Linked DNA regions of Homo sapiens: region 2 is linked to region 1. The links are chromatin loops, found by intact Hi-C in ENCODE. Cell type or tissue: endothelial cell of umbilical vein. All regions are shown on one strand. Each heading gives the region's core, and the rest is flanking DNA. Links, peaks and the distances in the headings are about the cores only. Region 1 overlaps LOC105374690 (a long non-coding RNA gene). Region 2 overlaps MIR217HG (MIR217 host gene).

Region 1 (5,386 bases), core at 96-5,095:
CAGATAAATAACTGGGGAGTGGATTAGGTGTGGGGTCAAGGCTAAGGCTGAATACCTTCCTATCATTAGCACTGAAAGTCCTATGGCCTGGGAAACCCCTCAATCATAGGCAAACTGGGACAGTGGGTCACCCTACTGCAAGATCGCAGTTGGCCTATCTCAGATGTCACGTACATCTCTAGATCCTTTCTCTTCTGTAATCTTAAGTGTGTTTGGAAGCTGGCTCTTAACCATGTGTTACCAATTAAACTCCTAAAAGTTCAGATTTGAGATTTCTGTGTGATTCTGGGTTATATTTTTCTGACAGGTCTAACAATCCTCTTGGGTGCTTTATCTCCTGAAAAAAATAACAAACATGTCTGGGCCGCTGAAGTCACCCTGATTCCTCTCTATGGGCCCAACAGGCTCATTTGATTCACAAACTTGTGTAGATGAATCTGAGAGATGAATATCTGTTGTTCTCTCTGGCTTGGAGCATATGAGATGCCATATGACAATCTTTTCTTCTAAAGAATGGGGATAATAATTATCAACCTCATAGAGTTGTTTTAAGTATTAAGGTAATATAAGAAAGGTGCTTAGAATAGGGACAAGCACATAGTAAATATTCAATAAGTATTAGGAAAAAGAAAAACTTAAATAGTACTATAGAAATATAGGCTATTGACTGAATTGTCATTGTCATTGTATTCGGCAAATTCTCATGATAGAGGATTTTCAGTCTGTGGAGAAAACATATTAGAGGTTAAGATTAAAGTCTTTCAGAGTAAGTGAGGACTTCCCCAGGGAAACCCAACCTGGGAGTCAGATGGCATAGGTCCCCCACAATTAAAACATGCATTCTTATATATTCTTACGTGCTTGGGAAGCCACTAAGCTGTGCCTGTAAACTAGCCAAACTTCAGAGCTCTAGCTTTGTGTGGTGGCCTGTGGGTGAGGATTCTACCACCAGAGGGAGTTGAAGACCCAATTCAAACTGGATTAAGCAACTAGGAAATTAAATTGCTCATGTACCTGGAAGTCTAGAAGATCATGCAACTGATCTTCAGGGTTAATAGTGGCTTTAGAGTATAATGCCAAACTCATTGAAGTTCTCTACCATTCAAGATGTCAGCTGTGAGAAATGAGGGGATCAGAACCAAGTGTTAATCCTTTCTCCCAGCAGAGATCAGAGAGCTAGGAAAGGTGGGGATAGGGGCTGCGGAGGCCCGTCTCTTATCTGGAGAAGCCAGGGTACCCAAACTCAGAAGCGTATGGAATCTAGCGTCAGTGGGGAAGGAAGGTCACCATAGTAAGCAGGGCTTGAGGTAGATTTCAAGAGTGGGGGTATAAAGGTCATGGAACTCAACATGTGAGGAGATGAGAGCAGTCATGGACAGGTTAATTAGATTTGAGATGGGGACTACTGTTTGGGCTGGGTGCTGCATGTTTGTTCATTCCCTCAGTGCACTGTAGATGGAGGGTGTGCCGGTAATATTTAAAGAACAAGGGTGGATTCACCTGAGAAACAGTTCAGGGCAGGGCTTTCCTTCCAGTAGGGGAATAAGAATGCATTCACGTAGAGATTGGAGGGTGATTCTTTCTTGCTCCAAGGATCTCAGGTGGGTACTTCTTTCCCAGGAATGCTGCACCTGGGCTAAGGGCAGCAAGCCCAATCCTGGACCCTGTATAAGTAGGACTGGAGTTCCTAACTCACTGCCAGGCTTGAAGCAGGGGCTAGTTCTTCATGAGAGACTGGCAAGATATTTGCTCACCTTCTTACTTTTCTCAGAAGGTAAATTAAAATTTGTTAGGGCTCATAATTCCCAATGCTAGGGTCCTTTCCCATCTCAGTTACTGGTTTCTTTGCTTACCAGTGTACCAGAATTAATTTACCTGTAACACGGGGCATGTTCTACTCATCGTGGCAAAGGAAGCCAGCAGAGACAGAACACGTGGGCTGAAACTATGGTTATAAGTCACTGAGTTGTATTCTGTCCAAAATACTTAAAAGTAGATGGCCAAACTTCATTAAGTATAGAATGTTTGAAAATAGCCTTTCCAAGAAGGGAAAAATTTTCTTGAATGTAAGGATTATCAAGGAATTGGATGCTACAGAGGAGGAATTGTCAGAAAGGAGGCATCGAGACAGGTTTTGTCATATAAGCCAGAAATTGATCCTGGGAGTTTTTTCCAGAAAATGGTTTTCTAAATGTTTTTAAAAATAGCAATGTAAATGAATCAACTTGATCATCCATAATCTCAAACATTTGTCATTTTGAGGGGTAGCACTCAGGCTAACACATGGTAGTCTGACATGTTTGTATAAAAACATTCTAATTACTTTCTTATACCTTATTTTAGAACCTAATTTAAATTTAAATTTTCTAAACTTTATATTAGGCATGCATCAAAAATATGCATCAATTTTTCTAAAATTTAAACTAGAAAAATGTTTAAATTTAATTTAGATTTTTCTAAATTTTAATTTAAATTTTAAATTAGAGGTTTAAATTTTAAAAAAATAGATGCATATGTTAGGTGCCCAGTGTAAATTTTTGCTTATTTATCTGTTTTTGATGAACAAATACTCCCACATTCTCTTCAGTCTGCATTGATTTTCTGGGCTGGTTGCACTGAATTTGTAGTCAGAAAGTAATTGAAAGTTGTAATGGGGTGCCATCTACTGGGGAAATAGAACATAGATTAAAAAACAGAATTGATAGGCGTTCCCACTGCAAAAAAGAATGTGATGAAGATGATGTAAAAGAAAACATGAAAAAAGATGGGAAGTTTACATTTTGCATAAGACTAGAAAAATTTTATTTGAACTCAAATATGCTTCTTTGATATACTACTTTGTTTTAACACTAGCACAGACACTAGATATCAAAAGAAACCCTCTGTTTATACTTAAAATCCGAAAACTTTCAAATGGCTGAGATCTTTGAGACCAACCAGTTCAACACCCTCATGTTACAGATGAGAAACGGGCTCAGAGAGGAGAAGGGATTCATCAACTCTCTCCAGTTAGGTAATGCGGACATTTATATCCTCTCCTCACCAAGATGGTCCTCACTTAGATGAAGTAGCCATTTGGCAAAACATAATGATATAAAGGTCACCAAGAAGTTATCCAGGGCCAAACAGAACACCTCTCTGGCTGACTTGACAGATTGTTAGAAAGCCTCATAATTAGCGTTGCTCCTTTGCATGGGAAGTGATGTTTATTCATTTGTACTGTAAGTTCCCACAGACGCCTTCAGGACAATAGGATTTTCTCTGATTATTTGCTGTTTACCTGCTTATTTAGAAAGTAACCAGCAGAACTGCTGCTTTAGATCTAATTCTTTTTTTTTTTTTTGAGATGGAGTCTCCCACTGTTGCCCAGGCTGGAGTGCAGTGGCGCGATCTCGGCTCACTGCAACCTCCGCCTCCCAGATTCAAGCGATTCTCCAGCCTCAGCCTCCCAAGTAGCTGGGACTATAGGTGCATGTCACCACACCTAGCTAATTTTTTGTATTTTTTAGTAGAGACGGGGTTTCACCTTGTTAGCCAGGGTGATCTCGATCTCCTGACCTCGTGATCCGCCTGCCTCGGCCTCCAAAAGTGCTGGGATTACAGGCGTGAGCCACCAGGCCTGGCTTAGATCTAATTCTAACCAAGAGAGGGTGATGAGTGGGAAGAACATTATGAGAATTGATCATGGCTTCCCAAGGCAGTAATATCAGGGAAGAAAGATGGGACTGGTGAGGCATAGACCTGGGTTCTAGCATTCAGAGCAAAGTGGGCACTTAGAGGGAAGAGTGTGCGTGAAGGATGGGGAGCTCTCAAAACCACAGTGCTCTGACTCCACAACTGCAAATACACCCAATAAGGAGTGATACGGTTTGGATCTGTGTCCCTGCCAAACCTCAGGTTGAAATGTAATCCCAGTGTTGGAGGTGGGACCTGGTGGGAGGAGTTTGAATCATGGGGGTGTATCCCTCATGAATTGCTTAGTGCCATCCCCTTGGTGATGAGTGAGTTCGTATGAGATCCAGTTGTTTAAAAGTGTGAGCCTGGGTGACAGAGGGATACTGTCTCAATAAATAAATAATAAAATAAATAAAAAGTGTGTGGCACCTTCCACTCTCTCTCTCTTGCCCCTGCTCTCACCATGTGATATGTCGGCTCCTCCTTTGCCTTCTACCATAAGTGTAAGGTCCCTGAGGCCTCCTCAGAAGCCAAGCATCTGCCATGCTTCCTGTACAGTCTGCAGAATTGTGAGCCAATGAAACCTCTTTTCTTTATAAATTACCCAGTCTCCTGTGTTCCTTTATAGCAAAGCAAGAACGGCCTAACACAAGCAGTAATTAAATGGGTGCTTAGGGAAGCCAGGGCGGCTACACATGTTTTTCTCTGTTGAACTCTGATTTCCAGCGAATACTTAGAAAAGAAACAGGAAGGAGTGCTTGGCCAGTGATAAGAGGAAGGCTTATGAGAACAGTATTATATAGCCTCTCATTTCCATGAGCTTGTAAGAAATGCTCGGGGCAACAAAACTCAGAAAATTATTTTTAGAGTAATCCCCACAAGAGGGGGTAGGGAACGGGCCTGCTTCTTTGGAGAGATTCTTGCATGCTGACCAATAATATAAATGCGCTCCTTTACTTCTGTTCATCTTCATTTTTTGCAACAAAGAATGATTTTCGAATTGAAAGCATAGAACAAATGTTAATAAAAGGGAATGGAAGTTCAGACTGAAAAAAAGCCATGTCAGCTAGTAACAGCTACACATTAGAATGCTTCCTACATTCAATATTTTACATATATTATCTCATTTAATCTATACAGTAACTATGGTTTTAGGCACTATCTTATTTAGGTATTAGGAACCTCAGAGAGAGAGAGATGAAAGTATTTGTTTACGTTCCCTGTAATAAGGGGAAAGGAAGGCGGCACACAATTTATCCTCAGGCCATCTGATCTGGAGCTTGAGAGCAGAGCTGCTCAATTACTGGGCCTCCAGAGTTCCTTTGGGAGGTCAGTCCTCCTGGTGCAGATACAGAACACCCCAGCCTATGAGAGAACTTGCACTGTGAGCCATGGCAAGGGGCTGCAAATCCAGGAATGGGAAAATGTGTTTCTCTTTTGAAACTTTTCCTAAAAGAGAGAGCGAGAGCGAGACAGAATAAGGCATATTCTGCACATTGCAAGTTAGTGAGCTTGGTGTAGATGCTGGGTGAAATCCTAAGATAATAGGGTAATAGCCCTAAGTCTTAAAAGGTTATTGTATAATAAACACCTGGGAAAGGAAGCAACCAATCCAAGCACCCAGTGAGGGTTCGTAACTGTGCCATCATTTACTCATTCAGAAAATCCTGACGGCCTACTATGTGCCTGCTGCTGTGGTGGGCACCCTGGC
Region 2 (5,386 bases), core at 75-5,074, 170 kb before region 1:
CTTCATTTAATTCAAACATTTTAACCATTGGGTGCACGTTATTGAACACGATTCTTGTGTCTTTACGGTTTAGCATCATTACCTAATTCTGGACGACAAGCTCAAATGTATGTGCAGGTCAAAAGTGAAGCCGGCCCTGTAATACGACTGTGAGTACTGGAGACTGGTGAACTGGGGACCTCAGTCCAGACAGCAGCCACCAGTCAAAGGCTTGTTGCCACATCAGTATGTGAGCTGCCTAGTGCCAGATCTTCCAACTTTTTTGAGAGCAGTCAGAAATATAGACTTGATTTTTAAAACACTGTGCAAATCAAACAGAGCTCATTGTCTGAGGACTGCTTGTTTTGTGTACTTGAGTTCCAGATACAGTTAGCACCTCTCTCACTATCTGTTTCCTAATAATGTGATAGTTAAGAGCTAGATAAACTGGGATCAAATCATAGCCGCATCACATACATTCTAACTGTGTGACTTCAGAAAGTTACCTGCTATCTCATTTATGAAGTAGAGATGATAATAGCTCTTATCTTATTGGGTTTTAGGGAAGACTTATATGAGCTGAAATACAGATGTGCTTAGAATAGTGCCTGGGATGTAGTAGGTGCTACTGAAGTGTTTAATATTGTTAGAGTCTCTTTTATATCATCTCACTAAGAGGCCACACTCCTCTTCTTGTGAGGTCTGGGAAGAGAGAAGGAAGAAGAAGGGAAACTACCCTTTATTGAGTATCTCCTGTTTGCCAGGAATTATGCCATGTGCTTTGTATAACATTTCCTCATTTAATCCTCATGTAGAGTCTTGAGTTAGATGTCATTTGCATTTTATAGTAGAGAGAACTGAGGCTCAATGAGATTCAGTGACTTGTCCAAGGCAGAAAAGGGATTTAGACTTAAGTAGATCTGATTCCAAACAGATCATTTTACTAGAAAGCTTACCACTCTTGATCCAGGGAGAGCTGTGAATTTGATGTTTGCTAGGAAATTGCCTTCTAAATGAATCCACTTGGTGTTATGAGAAAAACTTAGGACTGTAATGTTTCCTCCCCACCACCCACCCCCCAAACTGGGAAGGTATCAGGAGACCAAAATGTTTTGGACAAGTCCAGCTTGGTGAGTAGATGGGTTTATTAAGACTTACTTACAGAGCACTCCTGGGCAGCAGCAGGACAGCTCTAGAGATTCATCCCACTTCCCATCTCTCATTTAAGCTAATTATTTGGCTCTTTGCCTACTGTGCCTGTGTGATGGGACTGTTTTCCTTGGTATGTTTGTGTTCTCAGAGACACCTGCTCCTCGGCTGGGCACGACAGCCTTAGCTCACCACCTGGCCTTTAAGGTTCAGGCAGTGGACATATACCCTTAAGTAACCTGGTAGGGGACCCATCACACTACACTTGGAGCCAGATTAACTAGGGAGAGCTTTGCTCCTCATTAACCTACTGTCCCTGCTGGGCAAGCATCAGCTCCCTGAGGGGAGGGATAGGGTCCTTTTCTATCTGAAGCTCCCAACATATTCAGTGAACTCAAATGCTACAAAGATATGAAAGAGGGACTCAAAGTAGGCTCTCACAGTTTTGGAGAGTCTGGACATAGCATGCAATGATAGGTCTGGCCAGGCCAAGTATTAGCCTTTAATTCCTGCACTAAAAGCCCCTCAAATATTACAACACTTGTGCCTCCCTTTATAACAGTGTTCTTTATGGTATCAATTAATACAATCAGAGTAGATGGGAGGTGTGAAGGTGTGTGTGAAGGGAAGGAGGAAGGGAGCCAGAAAAGAAAGAAAGTGGGAAGCGTGTCTGTAGAGATAAGGAGAGCAGGGCTGTGAAAGGCAAAAGTCATTGGACAAACTTCCTGTCAGCTCCACAAAGTAATTTCAGCTTAGATGAACTTCCCAAATCAGGACAGAATCAAGAAGCACACGCAACAGTTTCCTTGGAAAGCCCTTTTCACCTCATTGGGCTCTGCTGAAAACAGCTTTTGTTTTTGGTAGGTGGAATAAAAGAGTATGAGAAGCTTACTCAGAATATCTATCTGCTGTTATAAATCACACAAAGTTTTTCCCAGTTAGGGCTTAAGTCACATCCATCTACAACTCTGAAGCAGAAAAACATGTGAGTCTTTCTGCTGGCCGGTGAAATGTTTTCAAAGGATTTTAATTCTTCTCCCATCTGAGAAGTTTGAACACACAACTTTCTAGTTTTTGCTTCATTGACTCAAATGTGTTGGGAGTCAGTGGAATTACCAGTCATGAACTAAATGATTAATAGGTCTGTTTTTAAGAATCAAGTGGAAAACAAATAGAGAAACGAGAACTACAGTTCCCACTCTGTCACTTTATCACTTTGCTCTCTGTCTCCCAGGAGACTGAGGGACAGTCAAGGCCACTGAGTCACCACCTTGCTGTTCCCTTTCAGTCTCTCCAGATGGAGTGCCAAGGCTGCAAAGGCTGCGCCGCCCCATCCCGGGGGTCAGGCAGGCTCACAGATGGACCTTTGGAAGTAATCCAGATGCAGAGCAACACTGAGCCCATCCATCCAGAGCCAAGTGTCAGTGTCTGAATCAATGTTCAGCAAGAGCTCTTTAATAAGCTTAATATCTAGAGTCCTGTACTTCCTGGCTGAAGGAGCTCTGGCAAGTTACTTACCCTCCCTGATTCTCATTTTCCTCATCTGTGAAATGGGAATAATCCCAAAAGCTACCTCACATGTGTGTGATGATTAAATGAGTTTTACCACGTGTAAAAAGGCTTTGTGCACATGTTCATTAATACTGTAAATATTAGTATAATGTTTTAGAGGTTTATTGATCACAAGAGCAGGTGACTATATTTGCACTGGAAATAACCCTTTTCAAAGTGCTTTTATTTTGCGAATGATTTTAAAAGGCACTTGGTGTGAGATCAGATACCTTCATTTACCACTCCAAAAATTAGAAATAGAAATCTCCATTTTATTATAAGCAGATTTTTATTCCTTTGTGTAAATTATCAAGATTGTATAAAGGGATATAATATGGTCTTGTTCCTTGGAGGGAGAAAATGGTGTAATTATACAGCGAAAACATGTAGATAAAGCAATGATCAATTAGATGGATTAAACATGATTAAAAACAGTCAAAGAGGGATAAAATTATTTTTTTTCTTTTTAAAAGAGGTAACTTTGTTCCATACTTACTGTTTCCGTATACTGGATTGTTTCTCATTTACACTAAATGGAACACAAAATTGTCCGGCCCAAATAAAAGTTTCACAAAGCTTGGTTTCTAGTTTGAACCAAAGGTGTTTCTTGGTTAGTATTAAGCAGCGTTATGAATTCTCAGGGATTATCCTTGGACATTTCCCTGTATCACATTTTTATAGGTAGGAGAACTGATCGGAATTACAGCAGCAAAGCAGAATTCAGAACTGGGCTCTGCAATCACAGATCTTCCCTTTGTAAAGCTGGGATGGAAGAAGTATAGTATAGCAGAAAGCCACAGGCTTTAGAACCAAACAGACCTGTATATGAATTCTGGATATACCACTTATTATCGAGTTTTGAAAGTACTAGTTATTTTAATAAATTTATAGAACAAACGAGTGGTTCTCAAAATTTATCATGGATCAGATTTACCTAGAAGGTATGTTAACACACAGATTGTGGACACCACCATAGAGTTCCTGATTAGGTAGGTCTGCTGTTTGGTCCCAAAATGTGCATTTCTAATTAGCTCCCAGGTAATGATGGGGGCCTCACTTTGATAAGCACTAGGATAAATTTTATGCAGTATGTTACGCTTAGATGGTAGGTTGTGAATAGCTGGTTAAGTATTTGGGGCTAGAGTTTCCATATCTACAACTCGGAAGAATAATGGGAAAAACTTGATTTCCCATAGAGAATAGAGATGTTGTATAGATACACCTGACACTTAGTGGGCAGTCAATAAATAGTAGATATTTTTCTCTTAGAGTCTGATACTCTTGGGTTCAAGTTCAAACTCTGCTGATTGCCAACAGAGTGAGCTGTTGTGAACTCCTTGTTCTCTTGAAACATCATTTATTTGTAAAGTGGATGCTATTAACTTAACTGTTCCTCCCTGACTCTCCCTGACAATTCATGAGTGGAAGCCCTAAAGCCTACTGTATTGGTATTTTGAAATGAGGCCTTTAGGAGATAATTGGGGTTAAATGAAGTCATGAGGATGGGGACCTCATGATGGGATTAGTGCCCTTATCAGAAGAAACACCTGAGAGCTCTGTCACTCTCCCTTTCGCCCTATCTCTCTCCGTACCACCCCCACCCCTCCACCATGTGAGGACACAGCGAGGAGGTGGTCGTTTGCAAGCCGGGAAGAGAACCCTTACCAGGAACCAAATCAGCTGGCACCTTGATCTCATACTTTCTGGCTTCCAAAACCATGAGAAATAAATTTCTGTTGTTTAAGCCACTCAGTCTATGGTATTTTTTTATGGCAATTCTAGCTGACTAATACAGTGGAGATAATTCTACCCTGTAAATTATGGATATAATGAGATGCTGTGCATACAGCACTCAGAACAGAACTGGCTACTTGTAGTGATGGTAGCTAATGAGTGTTAGTGTTGTTATTTAATAAGAACAATCGCCACTCTGTCGTTTCTTCCAATTTCTTTGCAGGATTTCTCCTCATGTAAACTTTGCTAAGTACTTTCCAAATATGATGGTCAACTATTGTGGGGCATGTGGATGAGATAAGAAGCGAGGGCTAATTTAAATCATTGCCTTTCAACTTTGTTGCTACAAATTAATTTCTGTCTCAGCATCTCATCTCAGGACCTCCCCATATTTATATAAGAACAAAATGGTATCAAACATTTTTATGTGTTCAGCCTATTCAATAGAGTAAGCCATCTTGTGTGGCTCATTTTTGTGACATTCCATTTTTCAGAGCACATTGGTCAGTTGTCTCCTGGGTGGTATCTTGCACATGTGTTTCCCATTAAAGTAGCAACTAAAGAGTGGCAACTGTGAATCTTTTCTGGCTGGTGTTCATGTTCCTTTTTCTTCTGTAATTAGCTTGGGGTGGACGTTTTTGGAGGAAGGGAGGGGGAGGCTTATTTATGAATTGAAAATTGGACTTGATACATGTGACACTGGGTTATATTGCTATGATGAAATTTTCTCCTAGTTCTCTCTGACTAAAATCTCTTCATGTATAAGTAGCTTCCTCAAGGCCTTATGCTTCTACGATGTTAAGCACCTAATTTTGTTTTAAAAATCACATTAAAATATGAAAGACTTAATTGAAGCTTTAAAAGTAAAAAGAAAGAAATGAAGTCAAATGCCTCTGATTATTTTAAGAACAATATTTTATCATGGTGAATAACTATCGGAATCCCCTCAACACAAGTAAACAAGCTGTCGGGG

Evidence for each region. Hi-C counts contacts between places; a loop is a spot of excess contacts. Peaks named below come from ENCODE experiments on the same cell type or tissue, not always from the same donor. Only the 100,000 strongest peaks of a DNase experiment are listed, where the experiment ranks them.
Region 2: a loop joins it to region 1, with 11 times the contacts of the local background. A loop is called at or near these places in 5 of 110 quality-filtered maps.

Annotation. Positions count from the first base shown.
Region 1 is chr2:56,129,698-56,135,083 of GRCh38, forward strand. All of the region lies in intron 5 of LOC105374690 (a long non-coding RNA gene), which reads left to right. Among named protein-coding and RNA genes, the nearest start is that of LINC01813, 42 kb to the left of the region's middle. In endothelial cell of umbilical vein, for the core only: CTCF peaks have their summits at 932 (motif pointing right) and 2,683 (motif pointing left); DNase peaks (open chromatin) are centred at 944, 2,654 and 4,384; H3K27ac peaks cover 931 bases.
Region 2 is chr2:55,964,197-55,969,582 of GRCh38, forward strand. The region is part of intron 2 of MIR217HG (MIR217 host gene); the gene reads right to left. All of the region lies in intron 3 of LOC105374690 (a long non-coding RNA gene), which reads left to right. Among named protein-coding and RNA genes, the nearest start is that of MIR217, 16 kb to the right of the region's middle. In endothelial cell of umbilical vein, for the core only: a CTCF peak has its summit at 2,440; DNase peaks (open chromatin) are centred at 555, 1,235, 1,995 and 2,335; H3K27ac peaks cover 4,190 bases.